Regions from separate parts of the Homo sapiens genome. Here region 1 is linked to region 2. Evidence: chromatin contacts called from ENCODE Hi-C data. All regions are on one chromosome and are shown on one strand. Each heading gives the region's core, a stretch centred on a gene start or an enhancer-like site at or near the end of the contact. The rest is flanking DNA. Distances are from core to core; before and after follow the strand shown.

The links. Hi-C counts contacts between places; a loop is a spot of excess contacts on that map. Pooled maps may share reads with other maps.
Region 1: a loop to region 2 is called in a pooled map, with 4 times the contacts of the local background. The contact joins the promoter of MOB1A here to the promoter of LINC01816 in region 2. A Hi-C loop is called at or near these places in 1 of 37 single-sample maps with no recorded cell type and 3 of 50 pooled maps.

What each region holds. Positions count from the first base shown.
Region 1 is chr2:74,176,034-74,180,852 of GRCh38, reverse strand. MOB1A (MOB kinase activator 1A) reads left to right here and starts at 1,974. Exons shown (of 6, transcript NM_018221.5): 1 at 1,974-2,192. The coding sequence starts at 2,179. RefSeq lists silencers at 2,213-2,402, 4,122-4,314 and an enhancer at 2,266-2,949.
Region 2 is chr2:70,124,064-70,128,833 of GRCh38, reverse strand. LINC01816 (long intergenic non-protein coding RNA 1816) reads left to right here and starts at 3,518. Exons shown (of 2, transcript NR_024444.1): 1 at 3,518-3,788; 2 at 4,409-4,770. RefSeq lists a silencer at 3,603-3,897 and an enhancer at 4,224-4,770.

The DNA of each region.
Region 1 (4,819 bases), core at 725-3,224, 4.1 Mb before region 2:
AACATCATTAACTTAATGTGACAAGTGATATATGAATGAAATAAAATTACTGGAAACATGAACATTGTGCAGTCAGGTACAGGGCAAACTCCTTTACATTGAGCACCCTGCACCACCATTTGCTGAGCTATGACTGAAGTCTCCCACTATTTTCCTTTTGTTTTCTTCATTCCACCATGGTGGAATGAAGGCGTTGCTTGGCTGTCACTTGGCATTAATACCACACAAAAGCCTGTACATGAATGTTCACGACAGCATTATTAATAATAGACAAAAAGTGGAAACAACCCAAATGTTCCTCAACAGATGAATGGGTAAACAGAATGTGGTATATTCACATAATGGAATATTACTCATCCATAGAAAGAAATAAAGTTTTTTTCTTTTTTCTTTTTTTTTTTTTTGTTTTAGAGACAGGATCTGGCTCTGTCACCCAGGCTGGAGTGAAGTGGCGCCATCTTGGCTCACTGCAGCCTCCATCTCCTGGACTCAAGGAATCCTCCCGCCTCAGCCTCCCGAATAGCTGTGACCACTGGCACACACCATTACGCCTGGCTAATTTTTGTGTTTTTGTAGAGGCGGGGTTTCACCATGTTGCCCAGGCTGGTCTCGAACTCCTGAGCTCAAGTGATCCGCCAGCCTCAGACTCCCAAAGTGCTGGGATTACAGGCGTAAGCCACAACTGTGCCTGGCCAGTAATGAAGCTTTGATACATGCTACAATATGGGTGCGTTTTAAAACATTATGCTAAGTGAAAGAAGTCAGTCACAAAAGACCACATAATGTATGCTTCCATTCACAGTGTATATGAAATGTCCAGATTAGGTAAATCCATGGAAATAGAAAGTAGAGTAGTGGTTGCCAGGGGTTGGGAGGAGGGAGGTGGGTAATAAAGAGTAACTGCTAATAGGTATGGGGTTTCTTTTCGGGGTGATGAAAATGGCCTAAAATTATGGTTAGGCTGGGCGCGGTGGCTCACGCCTGTAATCCCAGCTTTGGGAGGCCGAGGCGGGTGGACCACTTGAGGTCAGGAGTTCAAGACCGAGACCAGCCTGGCCAACATGGCGAAACCCCGTCTTTACTAAAAAAAAAAAAAAAAAAAAATACAAAAATTAGACGGGTGTGGTGGCGCACGACTGTGATCCCAGCTACTCGGGAGGCTGAGGCATGAGAATCACTTGAATCTGGAAGGCAGAGGTTGCAACGGGCCGAGATTGCACCACTGCATTCCAGCCTGGGTTACAAAGTGAGACTCTGTCAAAAAAAAAAAAAAAATTAGTGCTGATGGTTGGCACACTTTGAAAACATAAACAAAGCCGGAGGCAGTGGCTCACACCTGTGATCCCAGCATTTTGGGAGGTCAAACCAGGAGGATCCCTTGAGCTCAGGAGTCCAAGACCAGCTTGGGCAACACAGTGAGACGCTCGTCTCTGCAAAAACTTTGAGAAAATTAGCCGGGCGTGGTGGCAGGCACCTGTGGTCTCAGCTACTCGGGAGGCTGAGGCGAGAGGATCACTTAAGCCCAGGAAGTCCAGGCTGCAGTGAACTGTGAACTCCAGTCTGGGCGACAGAGCGAGACACCTCAGAAAAAAAAAAAAAAAAGAAAGAAAAAACCGAAAAAGACCACTAGAGGGTACATGTTTAAAGGACAGATTTTATGCTATGTGAATATATTTCAAGTAAAAATTAAATTAACAATTTTAAAAATTGCAGGAGTACGCAGCGCTTATAGAGGTCCCTGCATAACCTAGGGAGCGGGATCGAAACCCAGCAGCACCAAGATACTCTAAGAGCAGGACCAGCCACTGCCCCTTCCGCAGGACCGCCATCCTCGCCACGCCTCCGGGGGAGGGAGGTCCTGGCTTGGAGAGCGATGATTGGCCGAGTTCTAGGACGAGGCGGAGCGAAAGGGGGCGCGACAAGTCCCTCCCGGCGCAGCGAAACCTTAGCTCGCGAGATTTTGTTGGTTCCGCATTTCGGGTCTGCGAGGTGGGGTAGGCGGGCAAGGCGGGCGCCGAGGTTTGCAAAGGCTCGCAGCGGCCAGAAACCCGGCTCCGAGCGGCGGCGGCCCGGCTTCCGCTGCCCGTGAGCTAAGGACGGTCCGCTCCCTCTAGCCAGCTCCGAATCCTGATCCAGGCGGGGGCCAGGGGCCCCTCGCCTCCCCTCTGAGGACCGAAGATGAGCTTCCTCTTGTGAGTGGGGTCGGGCCGCGGGCGCCGGGCCTGCGGGCCGAGGTTGTGGGGGAGGCCTCCCCGGACCTGAGGCGAGGGCTCGGCCTGGGGGCCGAGGCGGGGGCGGGGTAGCTGGCGTTTGTTTTGCCTCTGTTCGGGTCCGCGGGGGAGGCCGAGATGTTGGGAGAGGCCGACAGAGATGAAGGTCGAAGTAAAGGAAACGGAGCGTGAAGGCTGGGGAGTAGAAAGGCCCCGGGGCCGTCGCGCCTCCAAACTTTTCCGCCCGAGCGCCCCCGAGGGCGGGGAGACGATCTGGGGGCGGAGCCGCGAGCCCCCAGTTTCTCTTGTCTCGAGCTTCTAGAAACCGTCCTTGCCGACTTAACTCGTTGCTCGGTTATAGGTCCAGTTTCATTATTGTCGGTGTTAAATGCCGCCCCAGGAGAATGTGCGTTGCCGCAGTTTGAGAAGCTTGAAGTTAAGATGCTGGCCTTGGAGTCGGATCGTTCTGTCCAGTTCTGATTCTGCCCACTTACTGGCTTTGATTTTAACCAACTTCTCTTGTCCTCGGTAGAATCCTGTGTTTTTAATCATTATGTAATATACCATACAGCATTATTATATAGTACATTGCAGTATTATAAATAATTTGGAAAGTTAAAACAAATTCATAGTCCCATTGCAGAAACACAGTATTGCCATTTTAGTGCACTACAGCAATTAACTTGATAGGCATACCTTAGAATCTCATTTTAGAGATAATGCCTGAGCCCAACCAAACAAGGCTAAAATGAAAAAGCTTGTAAATTCCCTGATGATTCTTATGCACATTAAGGTTTGAGAAGCATTGCTCTGGCACAGTATTTTTTATTCTCAGGTGTCTCTCTCTACCTTGTATATTGCTTAAATGTGTGTTTTGTGATTGAATAATTATCCAATTTTAGTTATGGATGTAATCCACATGCTTGACATTTTTATTAAATACAATATAAAAACACTATATAGTTTTTTTTTTATTTTTTATAACCAGAGTTTACCCACTTTATTGTGAGAAACTGGGATTCCTTCCAGTATTTACTATTATAAAATAGCACTACTCAGAATATGTTTATCTGCGTCTCATTTTCCTTCCTTTGGGTTATTCTCGTAAATGAATGGTCTCTAAAATACGATTACCTTGTCAAAAAGCCTGTATGATTTAGATTTAACTTCCATATTAATAGAAGTATTCCTCCCTCCTCCACTTTTTTCTTACGAGTTGATATTTAATTAGTGAATGCACAGTTGCTTTGTGGACCTTAATACGAGACTTTTTCTTTTTTTTTATTTTTTGAGACGGAGTTTCGCTCTGTCCTCCAGGCTAGAGTGCAATGGCACGGTCTCGGCTCACTGCAACCTCTGCCTCCGGGGATGGCACGGTCTCGGCTCACTGCAACCTCTGCCTCCCGGGTTCAAGCGACTCTCCTGCCTCACACTCCCGAGTAGCTGGGATTACAGGCGCCGGCCACCACACCTGGCTCATTTTTGTATTTTTAGTGGAGACTGGGTTTCATCATGTTGGCCAGGCTGGTCTCGAACTCCTGACCTCAGATGATCCACTCCCGCACTCGGCCGAGACTTTCTTTTTTTAAAACTTGGCCTTCTTGATGGACACTTGAGTTGTTCCCGCTTTTTGGCCATTATGAATAATGCTGCTGTGAACATATGTGACAGGTTTTTGCGTGGATGTATGTGTTCATATCTCTTGGGTATATACTTAGGAGCAGAATTGCTGGCTTAAGTGGTAACTATGTTTAACCTTTTGAGGAACTGCCAAACTTCAAAGTGCTGCACCATTTTACATTCCCATAAGTACTCTATGAGGGGTCCAATTTCCCCACACCTCTCATAGCACTTGTTAATTTTCTTTTTTTTTTTTTTTGAGACAGAGTCTTGCTCTGTCGCCCAGGCTGGAGTGCAGTGGCTCAATCTCGGCTCACTGTAAGCTCCGCCTCCCGGGTTCACGCCATTCTCCTGCCTCAGTCTCCCAAGTAGCTGGGACTACAGGCGCCTGCCACCATGCCTGGCTAATATTTTGTGTTTTTAGTAGAGACGGGGTTTCACCGTGTTAGCCAAGATGGTCTCAATATCCTGACCTAGTGATCCGCCCACCTCGGCCTCCCAAAGTGCAGGGATTACACGCGTGAGCCACTGCGCCCGGCCTTGCCTGTTTTTAAATTGGGCTGTCTTTTTGAGTTGTAGGACTTCTTTATACATTCTAGATACAAGTCTTTATCACATCTATGATTTGCAAATATTTTCTTCCTTGTTCAATATAGTTTTTTTTATCATGTTAAAAACTTTTCAGATATGATTTTTAGTGTTTTCATCATTCTTTTTTACCTCCTTTTTTTTTTTTTTTTTTTTTTTGAGACAGGGTCTCACTCTGTTGCCTAGGCTGGAGTGCAGTGGTGCGATCTCAGCTCACTGCAACCTCTGCATCCCGGGTTCAAGCAATTCTCCTGCCTCAGCCTCCCAAGTAGCTGGGATTACAGGCACTTGCCACCACGCCCGGCTAGTTTGTGTGTGTGTGTGTGTGTGTGTGTGTGTGTGTGTGTGTGTAGTAGAGGCGGGGTTTCACTATGTTGGTCAGGGTGGTCTCAAACTCCTGA
Region 2 (4,770 bases), core at 2,269-4,768:
CATGGTGAAACCCCGTCTCTACTAAAAATACAAAAAATTAGCCAGGCATGGTGGCGGGCACCTGTAGTCCCAGCTACTCGGGAGGCCGAGGCAGGAGAATGGTGTGAACCCGGGAGGTGGAGCTTGCAGTGAGCGGAGATCGCACCACTGCACTCTAGCCTGGGTGACAGTGTGAGACTCCGTGTCAAAAAAAAAAAAAGCTTTCCCAAACTGGAAAATGCATGCTGTCTTGCGGCATGGTCCTGGGCATCTGTGAGGGCCTGCACTGACCTCTGAAGTATCTCCATGTCCAAGGGAGTACAACAATAAATAGTAAATAAAAACATCATGACAGGTTGAGAGAGAGACTGTAGAAAAAATGAAAGGGCTTTTTTCATCCTTTTATGAGAAAGGGGCCCATATTTTCATTTTCCCCTGGGCCCCAAAAATTATGTAGCCAATCCTGCTGGCAGATAAAACATTCCTGAAGGAGGTAGCCAGAAGCCTAATAATATTCTGGGGGTATTGTGGCTTAAGTATGTCAGCCCTGTCCAAATGTAGAACAATGCTGGGGGCTATTTCAAGCCACGTGAAATGTCAACACCTGTGGTAAAGGACTATTAGCAAAGCTAATGTGCAGAGTCTGCACACATGACAAGAAAAAAGTCAACTTGCTAGGAGGGGTTTGTTGGCTGTTTAGCTTTATCTGGACAAGGGAAAAAGTGGGTAGAAAAGGCTCTCTGGCTAGTTCCTCCTTGAAGCAAGAACTCAGCTTGTTTCTCTGGATAGTCTGTGGTCAGATATAACAATGGAAACTTCAGGAAATCTTTATTTAAAAAGAGAAGGTATCTCCCCACACCTTCTTCAATATTAGGTGCCACCAAATTCTGGCTGTTGATCTGTTACTCAACAACAACAAAAAATGTCTTTTGTTTATTTTTATGTCTGATTCCAAGGAGAGTTGAACTTATTTAAAGTGGGTCTTTAAAAAAAATCACTTCAGATGTTTGTTTCTTTTGAATTTTCCATTGGTATTCATTTTCTTATTTATTTGCAAGCACTTCCTACATAGCAAGAATAACAACATTTTGTTTTCATGTGTGTTGCAAATAGGTTTTCCCAGTTTGCCTATTGTTTTTTAACCTTGCCCGTTTGGAATAGCTTCAAGCCACATCATCTGATGGGAATGGAGGTCACCCTAACAGTGATACTGCAATGTCACTAATTCAATAACCACCAAATTTACTGCTAATAATCGCCAACATTTACTGAACATGCACCATATGCTTCATGTGCCATTAATCCACAAAATTACCCTATAAAGTAGGTACTATTTTTAGTTTCATTTTGTAGATGAAGAAACAGAAATAGGAGAGGCTAAGTAATGTGCCTAGTTACCCAGCCTAGTAAGGGATGGAATGTGGGGCTTGAACCCAGCCCTGACTCCTAAGTCCAGTTTCCAACCCTGCACTGTCCAATACAGTGACCGCAGGTAGCTATAGAGCACTTCACATGTAGCCAGCCTGATTTCAGAGACCAAGTGTAAAAAAAAGAATGTCAGATATCTCATTATTAAAAAATTTTTTTTTCAACAGGGTCTTGCTTTGTCACCCAGGCTGGAGTGCACTAGTGTGAACACAGCTCACTGCAGCCTCAACTTCCTGGGCTCAAACGATCCTCCCACCTCAGCCTTCTGAGTAGCTGGAATCACAGGTGTGTGCCACCATGCCCAGCCTCTCATTATTAATTTAAAAATTGGCCAGGTGTGATGGCTTACGCCTGTAATCTCAGCACTTTGGGAGGCTGAGGCAGGCAGATCACCTGAGGTCAAGAGTTTTGAGACCATCCTGACCAACAAGGTGAAACTCTGTCTCTACTAAAAATACAAAAATTAGCCGGGCATGATGGCATGCCTGTAATCCCAGCCACCCGGAAGGCTGAGGCAGGAGAATCGCTTGAACCCAGGAGGCTGCAGTGAGCCAAGATCGCACCACTGCACACCAGCCTGGGCAACAGAGCAAGACTCCATCTCAAAAAAAAAAAAAAAAGTGCCTACTGAAAAATTGTTAACATGATTCTGTTTACATTTCTGTTGACAGCATCTTCTATCCACTTTCCTACATAATCATCCTTCACTTGGGTGAAGACAGTCTGTGTGATCACCTGAGTCTTCTCTTCTCTAGTTATATCAAAAGGCTTGCGCCTTTTAAATCTGTTGATAAACTGAAACCTCCTTGCTTCCTGGTTTTCTTACATGAATTGAGATCATCCCAGGACCTCACTGTCTTGAACAAGCTCAGTTCTCTCCACTCTTCCTCACAGATGATTTCTCATAGGACCAAATTTTGTCATCCTTGTTGTCCACATCTCAATATTCTCCAGGTTATGGCTATCTCTATCCCTCTTGCCCTCCAAAATGAGACCACAGGCGGGGCACAGTGGCTCATGCTTGTAATCCCAACACTTTGGGAAGCCAAGGCAGGCAGATTCCTTGAGCCCAGAAGTTGGACACCAGCCTGGGCAATGAAGTGAAACCCCTTCTCTACCAAAAAAAAAAAAGAAAGAAAGAAAAGAAAATAAATTTTTAAAAAAGGGGAGACAATCCTCCAGAGAACCGTTGCAGATGTCCCAGAAAGGTGATGCTCCCAAGTGCACAGGGACAGAAAGTAGAATGGTGGTTGCCAGGAGCTGGGTAGAGGGGAATGAGGGAGTTGTTTCACGGGTACAGAGTTTCAGTTTAGGATGATGGAAGAGTTCTAGAGATGGATGATGGTGGTGAGTGCACAACCACGTGACTATTTAGTGCCACTAAACTGTACACTTAAAAATTGATTAAAATAAGCTTTATGTTGTGTACATATTACCACAAATACAATAAAAGAAATGAAGTTCTCATACGTGCTGCAGCAGGGATGAACCTTGAAAAGATTATGCTAAGTGGCCGGGCATGGTGGCTCACACGCCTGTAATTACAGCACTTTGGGAGGCTGTGGCAGGAGGATCGTTTGAGCTAAGGAGCTGGAGACCAGCGTGGGCAACATGGCGAAACCTGGTCTCTACCAAAAATACAAAAATTAGCTAGGCAGTGGTGGCAGCGCACCTGTAGTCCCAGCTATTTGGGAGGCTGAGGTGGGAGGATCACTTGAAACCCGGAGGTGGAGGTTGCAGTGAGCTGAGCGCCACTGTGCCCCAGCCTGGGCGACAGAACGAGACCGTGTCTCAAAGAAAAAAAAATAAAAAATAAAAAACCTTGTACTAAGCAAAATAAGCCGACACAGAAGGACGAATATTATATGATTCCACTTATACGAAATACCTAGAATAGGTAAATTCATTAGACAATTAGCCAAAGTGTATCAGAGGAGGTTGGGGGGATGCTGAGGGGAGGGGAAAAGAAAAAAGAAAATCAAGGGGTGGGAAGCAAATGGCTGCGGGGTAGAAGGGGAGTGGGCTGCCGCTTGGGTGTGTGGGCGTCAGGGGGAGACGGGACAGGCGATTTAGGCCCTGCGCGCAGGCGCCCCTGCGCTCCCGCCGTACGCAGCTGTCTTTGTCTGGGGCGGCGGCAGCGTGGCAGGAGCGAGGGGCGCCCCGACCCGTCCCCTCTGCCCTCCACTACCCCTGCCGGCTCCAGCCCGTCCGTGTCTCACCGTCTTTATTTAACAAAGAACGGAGAGACTATAAATGACCCTGAGCAGAGTGGCTGCGAGCAGGGCCCCTGGGGCGTCCCACGGGCGTCATCCTAGCCGCGTGAGCGCCGAGCTTGGGCACCGGGGGGGTTGGCGTGCTTGTACACTTGCTCCGTTTTCTCTGTAAGTACTAAGGATTCCCCTGCCGCCCTCTTCCTCATTTTCCACCATCCCAATTTACACAAGCATTAGTATTTTTTTTTTTTTTTTTGAGACGGCGTCTCGCTCTGTCACCCAGGCTGGAGTGCAGTGGCGCGATCTCGGCTCACTGCAAGCTCCGCCTCCCGGGTTCACGCCATTCTCCTGCCTTAGCCTCCCGTGTAGCTGGGACTACAGGCGCCCGTCACTACGCCCGGCTAACTTTTTGTATTTTTAGTAGAGACGGGGTTTCACCGTGGTCTCGATCTCCTGACCTCGTGATCCGTCCGCCTCGGCCTCCCAAAGTGCTGGGATTACAGGCGTCAGCCACGCGCCCGGCCACAAGCATTAGTATTTACTTCCGTAATTTCCCCATGCCCATGTAACATCACACACACACACACACACACACACACACACGTTTGCTTTTGTTTTCCAAGATGGCATCTAGTAGGCGCTTCTCTTTGTTTTGCTTTTCTAGTACACCGTGGAACCCCAAATCCCAGCTGGGATTCACTCTTTTCTAATGGCTGAACATTCATCCGGGGCATGAAGGCAGCTCAGTTCATTTCATCATTCCTTTGTTTCCTCTGTTTTGCCACCAGAAACTGCCGCGATGAATGTCAGTCCCCAGAGCCGGAACCGTTCCCGGTTTTCTCTACTTGGATCTGAGAACTCTGTCCCTCCAGCCCTGCGAGCGCTTTGCCAGGGTGACGGGCGGAAATGTCCCCGCATCCGTGCCTGCTTTCCCAGATGGGACCCTCCAGCAGTCCCCTCCACTGCCCGTGCTTCCTCCTAACCACTTCCCCCCAGCGACCGCGGAAGGCGCTTCCTCCCCCGCAGCGCGAGCCCCAAGCTCCTCCAGAGCCCCAGCTCTCCCCGCCCCCTTCCCGACCTTGTTTCATATGACCCCTCCCCCGCACATACTCAATTTCGTCTTCCCAAGGCGCCCACTCTCCACATCCTG